Linked DNA regions of Homo sapiens: region 2 is linked to region 1. A link is a contact called in ENCODE Hi-C data. All regions are on one chromosome and are shown on one strand. The core of a region is the stretch at or near the end of the contact, and the rest is flanking DNA. Distances in the headings are between cores, read along the strand shown.

Region 1 (4,559 bases), core at 541-3,040:
CATTATCCCGCCTGTTAAGGAAAGAAAAGGAGGCCGAACCGAAACAATCCCCACCAGGCGCGTAGGCGCGGCTCTTCGTTACAGTCGATACACAACCACAAAGAGAAAAGGAAAACCCCAAGCATCATTCAGCAACAAGACCAATCTCTCTCCTCTCTGCTCTCTCGCGCTCTCTCCTGCTTTTCTCCCTCTCCTCTCTTATCTCCTCCTCCTCTCTCCTACATACCTCCACACATACACACACCCCAACATTAGGATTCGGGGGGGGGCAGGAGGTGTGGGCGCCAGGCGCTGCCTGTGGGCGCTCGTCCGAGCCCGAGTCCCCCAGGAGCTTGCCGGCCGCGCCTGTGAGTCGCCCACTCTTAGGATCTTCGAGGCGGCTCTGCGCCGGGCTTTCAGGAGCTGTCCCGATCCGGAGGGGTCGCGTGTCTTTCTCGGCTCTTTGGGGAGCCTCTGCATCCCTCCACCTTTCGTCTGACCTAGCGGCCCGCGCCCGCCACCCGGGAGTCTGCTTCTCTTCCTTCCTTTTCTCTCCAACTTTTCCTCTTAGCAATCTCCATGGCCCGCTTCGCCCGCCTCGACTTCCCTCCTTTTCTAAATCCGCTTCGCCTTTCCGAAGTTTTTATTTCCAACCTCGACGTCTCAGCAGAACCTTCCCTTCCTCCCTTCCCCTGGCAACCACCTGGGGCTGTCCCAGACCATTCCGCTTAAAAGCGAGGCTCCGCGGGCTTCCCGGTCCCCAGCCTGGCCCGCCGCGCGCCCCGCGCCTCGCCCGCCTCGGCCGCCTCTCCCACCTCGCCCGCCTCTCCCACCTCGCCCGCCTCGGCCGCCTCGTCCGCCTAGTCCGCCTCGCCCGCGAGTAGCGGAGCCGTCTGGCCGCGTCAGCCCTCGCCCGAGCCGGAAAAGGGCTTTGGCGAGCGCGGTCCGGGCCCCGGAGGCGGCTGGCGTCCTCCTGGCTGGGCGCAACTTCTCCTGCCCCGAAGAGTTGAGCTAGCCTCAGTGCTAGAGACCCGTACGCATTGAACGTGGGCAGAAATTTCCGTGAAAGATGCCCACACAGGAGGCGGCTGCGATTTCTGTTCGGACGCAGTGACCCTCAAGGAAGCAAAACACAAGAAAACAGAAACTAATAAACTGCTACGACTTCTATTTTGCTCTATCCATCCATATCTCCAGCCATCTACTTCTTTCCCGCTAATTCTCTGTCCTCTACTTGGAACCATTTGTTATCAATTTCAGAAATTTTATTGAAAATAAAAATTAAAAGCCCGAGTCTGTTACAAATGAGGCTTGAAAACCCAATTCTCTTCCACACTTAAAACGAGAAAAGCCCCTGACTTTATCAGAATCTCGATTTTCTCTGAGAGCGTGCCCACATTCAGTAGCACCACATTCCCCATCAGAGCTTAAAAGGGTGGGGTGGGGTGGGGGGAGGCGAGGAAAAGGGAAAGAAAAATAAAATAAATAAAAACATTCCTAAATTAAAGTTGTCAGATTTCAGCCTTAAAGTCCCTTTTCAGAGCAGCGAAGTCTTCCCTAGCCAGCTTTTCTAAAAGTTAAAAAAAGCTGAGAAAACCGACCGGAAATCTACGAGTAAATAGCTTAAAAATATATATCATTTGGGGTATCAAGAAGCTCAAATTCTCTATCTGCAAAGCTCTAAGGTGCATCTGGGGGTGTCGACTCACCTCATAGATATCTTCGTACTTGACATTCTCCACAAGCTTCCAGAGCATGATGGCAGCCTGGTCTCTAGGAGGTGAGTGCATTCATGTGAGGAGCAGATGTCTGGCTTCTCAGGACTCCGCTGTCTGTAATGATCCATCTATAATTGGAAATGGGGGATACACACCAAATCCGACGCTCCTCTCCCATCGCAACTTATATCTGTTGTCTCAAACAATAGGCTGGACAAGTAAGCCTCAGCAAAGAGAAAAAACATTATTGCACACACAGGAGTTAGATGCAACCCACAGACATATATACTATAAAAATCATAAACCCGTATTTACACCCAGACACCCACATATAGTTATATAAGCACCTCTGGGTCACACAGTCTGCAGACTCCAAATGTGCATTTAACAAAGAGTTGTTCAGGGTGATTAATATAATATATACATTTTATAACTTCTATATCGAAAATGACACATCATTGTAGCCACTAACTGAAGTCTTTGCAATTCATAATGAGAAACCAGGGGCCATCAGTCCCCTATTTTCTATGTAGATTTTAAAGGGGGACACTTACCAAGATTTTTAAACACAAAAGCTCCCTCCTATTCATGTATGTTCCGGAAGAGAGTATTTTGAAAGGCTGGATATGGGGGATTTTAAGGACTATCTCTGTGTTGATGGCTACACAACTTTTTTTTTTTTAACTTTATCTCTGTCACCATAGAACAAAAAAGCTAGCCACCGTTGATGACCATTTCTAATATTTTCTGGTCATTTTACCTAAAACCTTTGGAAACTTAAATACACCTCAGTTTGTGCTGCTTGTTATTTTAGGTGTTGTTTGTATGCATTTTCAACGGATTCCATGCACCATTCCTCTTGGCTGGAGTCTCCATTTTATCAAGTTTTTTTCAGATGTTGGAAGCAACGTACGCACACGTTCAGACAAGGTTAATTTTGAGCCTTTTTTGCAGAGGCCAAGGACATTTTATATTTGCATCTGTTGTGTATGACTTGTAAGTGGTTTTAATCATGGAGAGTCAAGAAAGGGCCACCCGAATCTTTGAAAAGGTTTAAGCAGAATGTCTTCAAAGAGATAGTGAAAAATATTTTAGTGCATGTGGAGTTTCTTCTTTTTTTTGTATAATTTTTCTTAATAAGATGATTCATATAGTTTTTAAAAAGGAAAACATCATCAGCAACAAGAACAATATTAACCAGACTTAGAAAATGGGCACCATTTAAGGCGCAGGGATTCTGAATTTTATCATGAAATGAATACTCATCTGTTCCCCTGTTCCCCCTTTCCCATCCCCTCTGTTTTTCTACTCCCTTTCAGGGTGCGGAGAGCTTCTCATAGCCGGAACAGACGCCCAGAAGAGGATCTCTGCGCCTGGGACAGAAAAGAAATGCCAGGAGGGACCGAGGAGGGATGGGGCAATTTGGGGTGGAAGTTATTAAGCCTGGTGAGAGTGAATCTGCAAAGGGTGATTGTCTTTAAATCCAGGACTGCTGTGTGCAGCTCTGCGCGAACAGGGATGGACGCTGTTTGAGTACAGGGCTCCGGACAACCTTGTTGGACGTCGATTCAATCAAAACCAAGGAGAAGCTTCATGAACTGCAGAATAAACAATTCTGCAGATTTTTAATTTAATTTTTAAAGATAAGTCAAAGGAAAAGAACACAAAGAAGGTGCTTCAGAAGGAACTTCAGAAATAAACCCCTTATTTCCGGTTGAATTTTTTATGTTTCGTCTTTCCTTTTCTCCTCTTCCTCCTTTTTGTTTTCCTTTTTTCTTTCCTTCATTTCCCTTTTCGTTCCTTCCTTTCTCTCTCCATTCCTTTCTTCCCCTTTAAATGTTAACCTTAAATCATACACAATCTATACAGATTTTTCACTAGGAGCATCAGCAAAGATTTTCTTCTTTGCTTCCAGAGCTAGTTAGGAGATGAGAAGGGATTTTTCTTAATCTTATTGTGTGGTGGGACTTGAAACGGGTTCCACACCCCCTGACTTCTAGAACTAAAATCAGTGCCAGATCAATAATCTGAAAGATAAATATTATAGACTTGGAAGTTCAGATTCTCCAGGCACAAGACATTTAATTAATGGAAATAATTGTTTTCTCCCTTTCAAATCAATAATTCTGTCATTGTTATTACCTAAAGATCATTACAACCCAAATAAAATGCATTTGGAAAAATCTCACTTTTTTTCTCTAAATGCTTTTAACACCTTTTAATATCTTTTTGGTATATTATTGCCTAGTCTAAAATAAATAAACTCTGAGATTTAACAAAACAAAACCTGCAAGAGATAATTTTACACATAAATTAAAATAATATAAGGTATTGTGTTAGTATAACTATTTTATAGCCTTATATATGAATAATTTCAAACTTTTTATGTGTAATTTTATTTTATGCTAGTATTAGGTATTTTTTAAAGTGGAAATATCTTGAGATATTTGGTTAAAATTTAAGTTCTTTAGGAAACCTGAAAAATAACAAATCTGGTTTTATTAAGAATGAAGCATAAACCTAAAAATATACACATATATATAGAGAAATACCTTCAAAATACATAACCATAATTAAAATCCTAGTTATTTTTTTTAACGTGGGCGTTATTCGAAAAGTCCTAGACATTGCAAGGTAAACCGTTCCCACGGACCGTTCCCTGTCATTGAACGGGCAACAGCGCCCTCTGTCGGAATTTTATAGACGCAAACCCTGCAAGTCTCCTTGATTTCTTTTTCGGCAAAGGTTTCTTTCCGTTCTTGAAAACCTGGTATTGAGAGGAACATTTTTAAAGTTCACTTCTTATGATATTTACTAATTTTAGAAACGATCGTTCCAGCATCTAAAAAGTTCAAACGCCCG
Region 2 (4,559 bases), core at 796-3,295, 210 kb before region 1:
AGAGCTTTCATTCTAAAAGGGAGAATGAGGAATACAAAAATTAAACAATACGTACAATGAGGTAGCATGAAATAAATAAAGTTTATGCAAAATGCTTTTGGAGAATAGAGGAAGGAGCAATAAATTCTCTCATGAGGAAACATTTCAGTGATTATATGATTTTGGGAAGACTTATTTCAGTTAGTTTGTTAAAACAATGTCTTAATAATAAACAATAAAACAATAAGTCTTAATAGTTTGTTAAAAAATAAGTTTTAGAAAGTTTAATAAGTTTAGAAAGTTTGTTAAAAAATAAGTTTTAGAAAACTTATTTTAGAAGTAGTTCTAGCTGTGGGATTAATTTTATTTTTTAAAAAAAAAGAAATTCCAGGAAAATCCCTGATAGAATTTTCAAAAAGAACAATCCAAAACTTTCCCTTCCTTAATTCTTCTCCAGTGCTTTTTCACTCTCAAGAGAAAAGGTGAAAATTACCTTCCAGGTGCCAGAACAAATGAGCCAACATCTCTCTGAAAGAAGGCAGCATGTGTCTCAGTGAATGAGGCTCAGATGCCCACTTGGAATTCTCAGTCTTGCCTGCCCTTACTTCAAAGGGAGCTAACCTGCTGACATGTTCTTATTTGGTCCCAGAATTGTAAATATGCATGGAGGAGAATGAGATTCCATTATATAACCTCTACGTGACCTTCTGATTTCTGTTATTGTTTTCCTAGGGTAAAAAGATGATAAACAAATAATGCTAAATAAAGTTATCTACAATGTTCATGCATTCTACCTGCTGTTACAGAATGAACCTGTTGCTTTGTCATGGTGTTATGAAATTAAAAAGGAATAGCTACTTGACTTTGAGGAGACAAATTACTTCTTTAAAACCTCAAAGTAAATATTCCTACAATGAAAGGGAAAAAATATGTATTCCTAGTTGATTAACAATTGAGTCAATACACTGATATTGATTTTGATTTAATTAGATGTATGTTTTTCTTCTTACTTTAGAACATATATCAATGGAAAATATCCATCTTTGTTAACAATTAATTACAAGCTAAAGAAACCTTACAGTATTTTAAAAAAATGTAACAGATGAGAAAACCTTATATAATGCCCAACATTCAGTGCTGGTGAGGTTAAGCTGAATTTGGAATTCTCATTTTCTTTTGGTGGCATGGTGCCACAGTTTTGGAAAAGAAAATAGCCAAATACAGGACGTGAGATAAAGATTATTATCTCCCTTAGCTCTGTAAACTCTTTCTCAAGAATTTACACTCTGGAAAAGTTTCAACATAACCAAAATGTTTTAAGAGTGAGCATAGCAGAATATTTATAATAGCACAAAGGAATTGGAAACAATATGAAAGTTCATGATAGGAAAATAATATGACAAAATTTTGAACTATTGTGATATCAAAAAGTCATTAAAAAGATATTCAAACTATGTGGACATGTGGAAAATCAAACAATAAAGTGGTATGCACACATTAGTTACAATTACATAAAATACACATATATGTACTCAAGGGCTAATAAGTTATATGGAAAAATGAAAATAAATGTTATGATTATGAGATCATAGACATTTTTTCTTTTTTTGAATTTTTTAGTGCTACAACATAATTTTTCAAAAGTAAGTGATCCATGTACGAACCAAGAGAAAACTTTACTCTTAAATATCTTCTAACATATTCTTATGGGAACTTTATTCTAATCAACTTACCCATTTCTTATTTTTATTTATTGTGTTTATTTTTATTCTCCCCATTTTAGTTGTTTGAGAAAATGAGTCATTGATTAAACATGCAAGAATTTTATTAAGGAAAATACATGTGCAAAAGGAAATGGGGAAAGAGTTGGAAAGGGTCAGGGAAATCATCAGAACTTGAGGGGAGGAACAGCAGAGATGGCTGGTGGAAGCAATGTAGACCCTCCTGCCCATGGTCTCAGAAAGATTGGCCAAAACCCTAGGCAAGTGATTCAGGCAGTTATTTGACAAAGAAATCCCAGTGTCTTCCTGAAACCTTAGCATCCTGCAGCATGCAGTCTTTGGCAGGGAGCAGCCTGTGCAAGGTGAGGCCTCACAGCACACATGGCACAGAAATTTAAAATTCAGCTTCAGCAGCCATTGGTCAATTACCACCTTCTATTAGGAGGTCTGACAGGTATATTCTCCAAGCTGCCATGGTACCCAAATATGATAGAAAGAAAGTCACCCATACAACAATACTTGAATATCAGTCTGTCTGTCCTGAATGTTTCATAATAACTAGAGTGACAATAAACTGCTAGAAGAAAAAATTTAAAAGCATTTAATGTCAAGAGATGATAGTGCAAATTAAAAACAATTTGGGACCATTTAAAGGGCCATCCTTCTTTTCCTTGACCTTAATGAGCCACAGCTACATTAATACTGGCAAGCAGATGCTATGTGGCCCATACTAAGTTATTAGTTAAATCAAATATCTGCCTGTATGTTCTAACTGAAATGTTGTACAAATTAGTGAGCCATAATATTTAAACTATGAGTCACACATTCCTTCCATAAGGTTTACCCAAAGACCTTGGACACTGGTCCCAAGTAGTCCATTATTCAGCTTCTGGTTCTAAAACTTACTTGTTGAATGGTTTTAGAGGAGGAATATGAGTCTTTCAGCCTCAACATTTACATAAAAACTGGAATGATTATACTTCCTTCATATTCATCATTACGATAATTAATAAGATAACATATGTGAAACACTTATGTATTCATCTATTTTGCATTGTTATAAAGGAACACTTGAGACTGGGTAATTTATAAAGAAAAAAATATTTATTTTGGCTCACAGTTCTGCAGACTGTATAAGAGGTATAGTGCTGGTATCTGCTTCTGGTGAGGGCCCCAGGAAGCTTACAATCTGGGTGGAGGGTGAAGGGGGAGCAAGTGTGTCACATGAGGAGAAAGGGAGCAATAGAGAGGAAAGGATGTGCCAGGCTCTTTTAAACAACCAGCTCTCTAAATAATGAGAACACATGGACAGAAAGAGGGGAACACTTGACACTAGGGCCTACTTGAAGGAGAGTGGGAAGAAGGAGAGGTTCAGAAAAAGAAAACTCAGATACTATGCTTAGTACCTGGATGATGAAATAATTTATATACCACTCCGCTGAGTCACGAGTTCACCCATATAACAAACTGCGCATGTGCCCCTGACCCTAAAATAAAAGTTAAACTATTCTTTTAAACAAAAAAATGAATAAACAACCAGCTCTTGTGTGAATTAATGGAGCCAGAACTCACTCATTACCCCCTGGGAAGGCACCAAGGCATTCATGAGGGATCTGCCCCCAGTATTCAAACACCTCCCACCAGGCCCCATCTCCAACACTGGGGATCACATTTCAACATGAGAATTGGAGGGGACAAACATGAAAAAATATCAACTTAGAACCATACTTAACATATATTGGTAATCAACAAATTTTAATTCTCTTCCCCTACACAGACACACATACACACACACACACACACGCACACACACACATACACACACACACACACAGAGAGAGAGAGAGAGAGAGAGAGAGAGAGAGGCTTTTATCAGGGCAAGTGGCTCTTGGGTTTATCATGTTTTCCAGGACAAATCCAGCCTCCTCAGATTTTTTTCTATGGTCATACATCTTCAAAAACCACTTTTCTCCCATTTTACCCAGCCCAACTTTCCTATCCAATCAAACTCGTCCCCCCAGGGTCTCCCAAACATACCATGTTTAGTCTCAACAGCAAATATTGCATCTTCTGACCCTCTTCTCCCTTCCTCTCTATTTTTTAAACTTGTATTCACATCTTACCTTTTCACAGACCCACTCATCTCCCATTTCAGTGAGCTTCTACAGTACTTATTAACATACTGTTCATCTTGGGAGTAAAAAATATATGCTTATCTTACCACCTTCTGCCATTCTTTATCCTCCCAGGTAACTAGGAAGATATACATTAAACCCATAGTAAATTATGAATTAATTTTTGCTTAATAAATAGATAATCCCTATATGTCAGCTGACTATTGACATAGCGCTTTATGTTGTGATATATTTGTAAATCTATACACATTACAACGATTTAAATGTAAGAAAAAAATTAATTTGTACTTTATATAATCAGCTTACCTGGTTCAGAGGCACATGTATGAACAGTGACAATCAGAAGTGATCTCCAAAATAATAGTATTATTAGCTACAGTATGACTACAATGTCATCGTAAATTTAGAAATTAATACAACACTTATAAATGCACAAATGAATAAATTTGCTTCCACATGTGTTCAGTGGGACATAAGAAATACAGATCTGATGACCACTGATCTAAGGCATCTCATACTAGAGCTTTATCCCAGAACCCAGTAAGGGTCCGTTTAACCTTTAGACACTTTAAAAATAATATCTGAAAATCATCAAACGTTACTTTAGCACACACTCATATCCAATTAGGACCCATCAAGATCCCACATAAAAACACATAGTCTAGACCCAGCACCAGTTTATATGCTTCTAAGTTCAAATGGGCACTATCTAAAAGTCCTGTAC

Evidence for each region. Hi-C counts contacts between places; a loop is a spot of excess contacts on that map.
Region 2: a map of PC-3 shows a loop between it and region 1 (3-fold over the local background). The contact joins the enhancer-like site here to the promoter of TFAP2B in region 1. A Hi-C loop is called at or near these places in 3 of 168 maps with a recorded cell type or tissue (Calu3, DLD1 and PC-3).

What each region holds. Positions count from the first base shown.
Region 1 is chr6:50,816,102-50,820,660 of GRCh38, reverse strand. It overlaps TFAP2B (transcription factor AP-2 beta), which reads right to left and starts at 1,790. Exons shown (of 7, transcript NM_003221.4): 1 at 1,689-1,790. The coding sequence starts at 1,769. LOC124901490 (a long non-coding RNA gene) reads left to right here and starts at 1,635. Exons shown (of 2, transcript XR_007059923.1): 1 at 1,635-1,759; 2 at 3,017-3,416.
Region 2 is chr6:51,026,462-51,031,020 of GRCh38, reverse strand. No RefSeq gene overlaps it. Among named protein-coding and RNA genes, the nearest start is that of TFAP2B, 210 kb to the right of the region's middle. Within about 2 kb of position 2,045, at least 2 of the 41 ENCODE cell types and tissues checked have a DNase peak (open chromatin) inside an H3K27ac peak, as active enhancers do; they include PC-3, where a contact is called at or near this core.